2 separate regions of the Homo sapiens genome follow, and region 1 is linked to region 2. Evidence: chromatin contacts called from ENCODE Hi-C or POLR2A ChIA-PET data. All regions are on one chromosome and are shown on one strand. The core of a region is the stretch at or near the end of the contact, and the rest is flanking DNA. Distances in the headings are between cores, read along the strand shown.

Region 1 (2,700 bases), core at 182-2,681, 140 kb after region 2:
GAACTGTGGCATTTTTAAGGGCCTCCTCAATGGTGGAAGCCAGACCTGGAGAAGGTGCCTTCTCACAGGGCCGGCACTTCCAGAGGGGAGTGGCACCGGGGCGGGGGCACAGACTCTGAGGGGCCCTTGGGGAGCTCAAGCAAGGCCCACAAGATCCCCCTCTCAGGTTGCAAATTGGCATTAAGTTGGGGAGATTCAGTATTCATACCTGGGAGACACTTGCCTTCAAAGTGAAAGGAAATCCTGGGGAGGTTTTGGTGCTCCGGAAGGCAGGCAGACAGTGGGGCTGCAGCCAGGCCCTCTCCTCTGCATGAGGCTTTATGGGGCCTCAGCGTCTCCCACAATGATGGGGTCCCCCTGAGCTCCTCTTTTCAGTGTTCCCACATGAGCCTGAGTGTGGGGGACTTTCTGAGCCATTGCCCTCTGACTTCCCCTCTGTGGGCTGGGGAGGAGCTGTGAGGAGCTTCAAGGTGTGGGGTCGGGGCCCTTGGGCAGCCATCTTGGGGCACCCGAGCCCCAGCCCTCGGGAGCCCAGGTGCAGGCTCTGCCTCCACCTCTGAACGGCTGAATGGCGTGTTCAGCTGCTGTGGGTGGCAAGCAGGGAGGGCCGTGACAAGGTCTCCATTCCAGGCTGATGTTCCAGATCTGCAGGGGTGAGTATCAGGGAGGCCCGGGGTAATCACCCTGCCCAGTGGTGGCCTCTGCCATGGGCACACAGACTCCAGGCCAGGGAAGAGACACAGCAGCAACCTTGGAGGAGGGGCCTCTGCCCACCTGTGTGACAGCCACCAGGGGCTCCTGGCTTCACAGCCTTGCTGGGGAGAGATGGGAAACTGAGGCCTGGGGACCCTCAGCTGCCTGAGGTGCAGCTAGACTCAGATCCACCTGAGGCTGCCCAGTCCACCTCTTCCTTACTTCCTCCTTCCAAGAATATGGGCACAGTGGTGAGAACTTGGAGATAAGAGATCGGGACCAGTCCCAGCTGGAACCACTGCCCCACTGCTCAGCCTCTGGCAGCCACTCCTCTCTGGCCTGAGTGTCCTCTTAGTTCAATGGGCATCTCTAGGTCCCTGTGGTACCTTCCTTGTCACAGGCACATGAGGGGTCAACAGGATCATCACCCAGCACTGTTCACAGACACAGACTGAGGCTGGATCCTCGGAATCAGAGCTGGAGGGGGCCCTTTTGTGCAGATGGGGAAACTGAGCCTTGGACTGACTGTTGCGGGAATCAGGAGACTGGAGAGACCAATGGGTGAAACAGGAGGATTTTATTTAGGTGGCCACCGGCCTAGTGGGTTAATATTCAGAGGCTGATAAATGAACAAAGGCCAGGCTTAACTTTTATTCAGGCAACTGAAGGGGAGTGGCTAGCCAGTGGCACAAAACTTGCAGGGTGGGGAAAGCAAGCTTACAGAAGCAGAACAAAGGCAGTTAACTGTGACAGGTTTTGCAATTCAGGCATGTCTTGTGACCTTTGCCATCCTGCACAGATGGGAAAACAGGAACTTATAAAATCCTTGCAAACTTGCAGAAATAGTTACAAAAATAGTTACAAGCGCAGAACAAAGAATAATGGCATTGGGAGAGAATTCCAGGGGGAGACGGATAAGAACTTGTTTTTCTCATCCCTATTCTTGGAATCCATTTCTTTGGGGCCCCTGCCTGGCCTTGCAGATAATGTTATCATAGCTCCAACTGGACTTGTTTTCCCTTTACTTGTTTTTCTTATATTTCCTGCTTAATTCTCCCCTTTGATGCTGTTTATAAATAAAGTTTAATAGAAAGCATTATCATCAGAATTTAATTCTCCATGAGGAGTTAGTCCTTTATTTGGCAAAGGTTGATATTTGATTAATGCCATTAGTTGGGTGGTGGTTTACCTGGTTACAAGAACCTCTATGGCTGATTGGATGTTTTTAACAAGGAGAGGTAGGAGACAAGGGAGTGTGAGACAGACTCCCAGTATGACCAGAACTATTCCTACTAAGGTCTTAAATCTTCCAAGGGACGAAAACCAGCCCCCAAAGAGGGTATCTGGAGACCATCCTTTCCAAATTTGGACTGGGACATGGGCTAATTTTTGAATTTTTGCAGTTATATCTTCAATGACCTTCCTATTGTCATCAATTTCTAGGCAACAATTAGTTTAAAGTTTCCGCATACCCCTCCTTCTAACATGGATAGAGGGAGTAGCAAGAACAAAGTAAGGAATAGTATGTTCATACCCAGCATGGACAACAGAGGTCCTTATCCAGGGGAGGAGGTTGAGCACAGTGACAGGTTAATAGTAAAACAATTAAGATTACAAGGAAAATTACTGGGCTTAAGATTTCTAACTACATTTACTTCCTAGATGAAACTTCGGCTGTGCATAGACTAGTCAGCTTCTGGGGTGACTAACAGGACTGCTGTCTCCTCAAGCTTCAGCTGTGCATAGACTGGTCGGCTTCTGGAGTCACCAGAGCAGGGCTGTTGTCACTTTCACTGGCACCTCGGTCCTGTCATAGGATCAGCTGGTTTGGATGGTCTGAGTCTTGCTGGCTGGTCCACTTGTCCTGGGCTGCCAGTTTCAGCCAACTGTGGTGGATCTAAGGCACGATTCCTGCAACTTTAACAGCAGTGGTAGTGGACAAGATTACAGTATGGGGCCCATCCCATATGGGTCCTAAAGTGGTTGGATTCTATTTCTTGACCTAAA
Region 2 (2,700 bases), core at 66-2,565:
GGTTGCCCAGGCTGGTTTCAAACTCCTGGGCTCAAGCCATCTGCCCAGCTTGGCCTCCCAAAATGCTGGGATTATGGGTCTGAGCCACCATGCCTGGCCAGAAGTCTTCTTCATAGATGATATGGGGTCACTTCTGCTTCTCCGGCTATGCTCACTGGCCATCAGCGCCCTCTGTGTGCCCAGAGTCTCACATAGGGCACCTGCACGTTATCCACAGAACACTGTGGGGCCTTCCTCCCAGCTCAGGGCCATAAGGAGAGAGACCTGCCTCGGGTTTGATGTCTTCTTGCCCCCTCAGCTCCTCTCCAGGGCTCCCCATTCCCAGGCCAGTCCTTCTGGGTGAGAAGCCAGCAAGATGCATGTGATCTTCGGCCTCTGGGTTGGCCCCAGTGGTGCATACCCACTGGTGTTCATGTCCATCTGTAGTCTCCTCTCACACTGAATCAAAGCTGGCCTGGGTGACAGGCAGCATTCTGTCAGAGGGACAGTGCATGACTTCTGAGGCTTGGTCATATGAGACCCTGCGGTGCTACCTTGGGCCTTTGGCTTGTTCTCTCGGGGTGAGGTCAGCTGCCCTGCCTTGAGGACACTCAAGCAACCCTGTGGAGAGAAGCCCAGTTGTCAGCACCAGTTTGCCAGCCACTCCAGCGAACCACCTTGGAAGCAGGCCCTCCAGCCCCAGACAAGGCTTCAGATGGCTCTAGGCCCCAGCCCTTGAGATTTTCAGCTGAGGCCCCAAGCATGATGTAGTAGAGATAAGTCATTCACACCGTGCCCTGTCGGAACCCCTAGCCCACAGAAATCACAACATAATAAATGACTATTGCTTTAAGGTACTAAGTTTTGAGGTGTTTTGTGTTGCAGCAATAGATAACTGATACAATGGCTCAAGCCCAGTGCTACACTCTGGGAAAGTCCTCCTTGTTCTCTTCCCTGAAGCTTGAGGCTTTGCAGGCAGCTCCCCTGCAGTCTCCTCCTGCCCCGCCACACCCCGCCCCCGCGCCCCCCCCTCCATCCCTCCTAGTACCCCCCCACCTCCCTCTGGCTACCTCACTCTTCCTTCCCTCTCCAGGGAGGCAGAGGGCAGGATCGACCCATCTGCTGCCTCATTGGAGGTTCCACTGGGAAATGAGATGCTCATCTTCCCTGCTGATAGCACTGCCTCCGAGGCTTTCAGAATAAGTTTTCTAGAATCCCCTCACTTTGGCAATAGTGAGGAAGGAAAGAAAACCCTAGTATTCCCCAGTGGGCAGTGACTAGCATGGATTACCTCTGTCACTTCTTCTCACACTTGTGCTCATATTGGGGGTGGGGAGGGATGAGTGATTGTAGTAGGGCCGGTTCTGCCACCTCTTTGTACATACCTGGGGCATGTTCTTGCCCCAATCTCAACAGAGTCTTTGAATCATCCTTAAGCGTGAGGTCCACAGCACTATTTGTCATAAATTTTGGATCTCCATCGTCAATACCAGGAAAACAGGAAAAGTCCCTCTTAAACATTCGAGTCCAGGCTTTCACCACCTGGCATGACCTGATCTTTCTGCTTGGGTTTCTTTGCTGTTCCTGCTTCCTTCACTCTAACTCTGTCCCTTTGGCAATAAATATATCAGCACTTTCTGGGACGATTTATGACATGCTCTCTTTTCACCAAACCTCCGCACATGGTGGTCCCTTTGCTGGCAACAACCTTCCTCTTCCTTTGCCCAACAGATTCTTACCCTTCATGAGCCACCTCAGCACTGTCTCCTCAGGAAAGCCCTGCTTGACTACTCTAACTTTCTGGCTATATTAAGTGCCTCTACTGGGTCATCCTAGCTCCTTTGCTTCCTTTACCACACTGTATTTGCAGCAGAGACACTGTATTTGTGGCCGAGGCAGAAATACAATTACTTTTTTTTTTTTTTTGAGATGGAGTCTTGCTCTGTCACTCAGGCTGGAGTGCAGTGGAGTGATCTCTGCTCACTGCAACCTCCACCTCCCGGGTTCAAGTGATTCTTCTGGCCTCAGCCTCCTGAGTAGCTGGGATTACAGGTGCCTGCCACCACGCATAGCTAATTTTTTCTATTTTTAGTAGAGATGGGGTTTCACCACATTGGCCAGGCTGGTCTCCAACTCCTGACCTCAAGTGATCCGCCCACCTGGGCCTCCCAAAGTTCAGGGATTACAGGCGTGAGCCACCGCAACTGGCCCAGAAATACAGTTTCTCAAGCACAGTTTATTCTCCCTCTTCTACAGCATGTGGATGTTGCTGGAAAGCAGCTGTCCAGCTGGCACCTCATTTCCCACTGCCTCTTACATCTAGGTGGTCATACTACTGGCTCTTGCCAAAGGAATGTGAGCAGAACCCACATGTGTCACTTCCACACCAAGGCCTTTAAGAAGCGGGTGTGTCGTCTACACACTGTCAATGTCCTGCTACCAGCTGTATTTGGGCAATGACAAGATTCTTAGGAATGGTGCTGCCACAAGGTGGACAGAGCCCAGCACCCAGGATCAATGTATAGAGGAAAGCCACCTGCTTCAATTATGTCTGAGACGTAATTCCTTTGAAGGCCTATTTGTTATAGCAGCTAGGGTTACCTTAATTAATACAGTATTGTAGTCTTTACTGGTGTCTCTCTGCTAGATAGTCTTTTTGTTTGTTTGTTTGTTTTTGTTTTTGAGGCAAGGTCTGGCTCTATCGCCTAGGCTGGAGTGGAG

Evidence for each region. Hi-C counts contacts between places; a loop is a spot of excess contacts on that map. ChIA-PET counts read pairs that join two places held with the same protein, here RNA polymerase II (POLR2A). Pooled maps may share reads with other maps.
Region 1: a loop to region 2 is called in a map of heart right ventricle, with 2.3 times the contacts of the local background. The contact joins two enhancer-like sites. A Hi-C loop is called at or near these places in 9 of 168 maps with a recorded cell type or tissue (CD4-positive, alpha-beta T cell, CD4-positive, alpha-beta memory T cell, CD8-positive, alpha-beta T cell and 4 more), 1 of 37 single-sample maps with no recorded cell type and 22 of 50 pooled maps. POLR2A ChIA-PET finds 5 or more read pairs at or near these places in 4 of 52 experiments (CD4-positive, alpha-beta memory T cell, MCF 10A, activated T-cell and 1 more).

The regions. Positions count from the first base shown.
Region 1 is chr3:128,853,305-128,856,004 of GRCh38, forward strand. No RefSeq gene overlaps it. Among named protein-coding and RNA genes, the nearest start is that of MIR12124, 7.8 kb to the left of the region's middle. Within about 2 kb of position 1,432, at least 4 of the 41 ENCODE cell types and tissues checked have a DNase peak (open chromatin) inside an H3K27ac peak, as active enhancers do.
Region 2 is chr3:128,708,661-128,711,360 of GRCh38, forward strand. No RefSeq gene overlaps it. Among named protein-coding and RNA genes, the nearest start is that of RAB7A, 16 kb to the right of the region's middle. Within about 2 kb of position 1,316, at least 4 of the 41 ENCODE cell types and tissues checked have a DNase peak (open chromatin) inside an H3K27ac peak, as active enhancers do.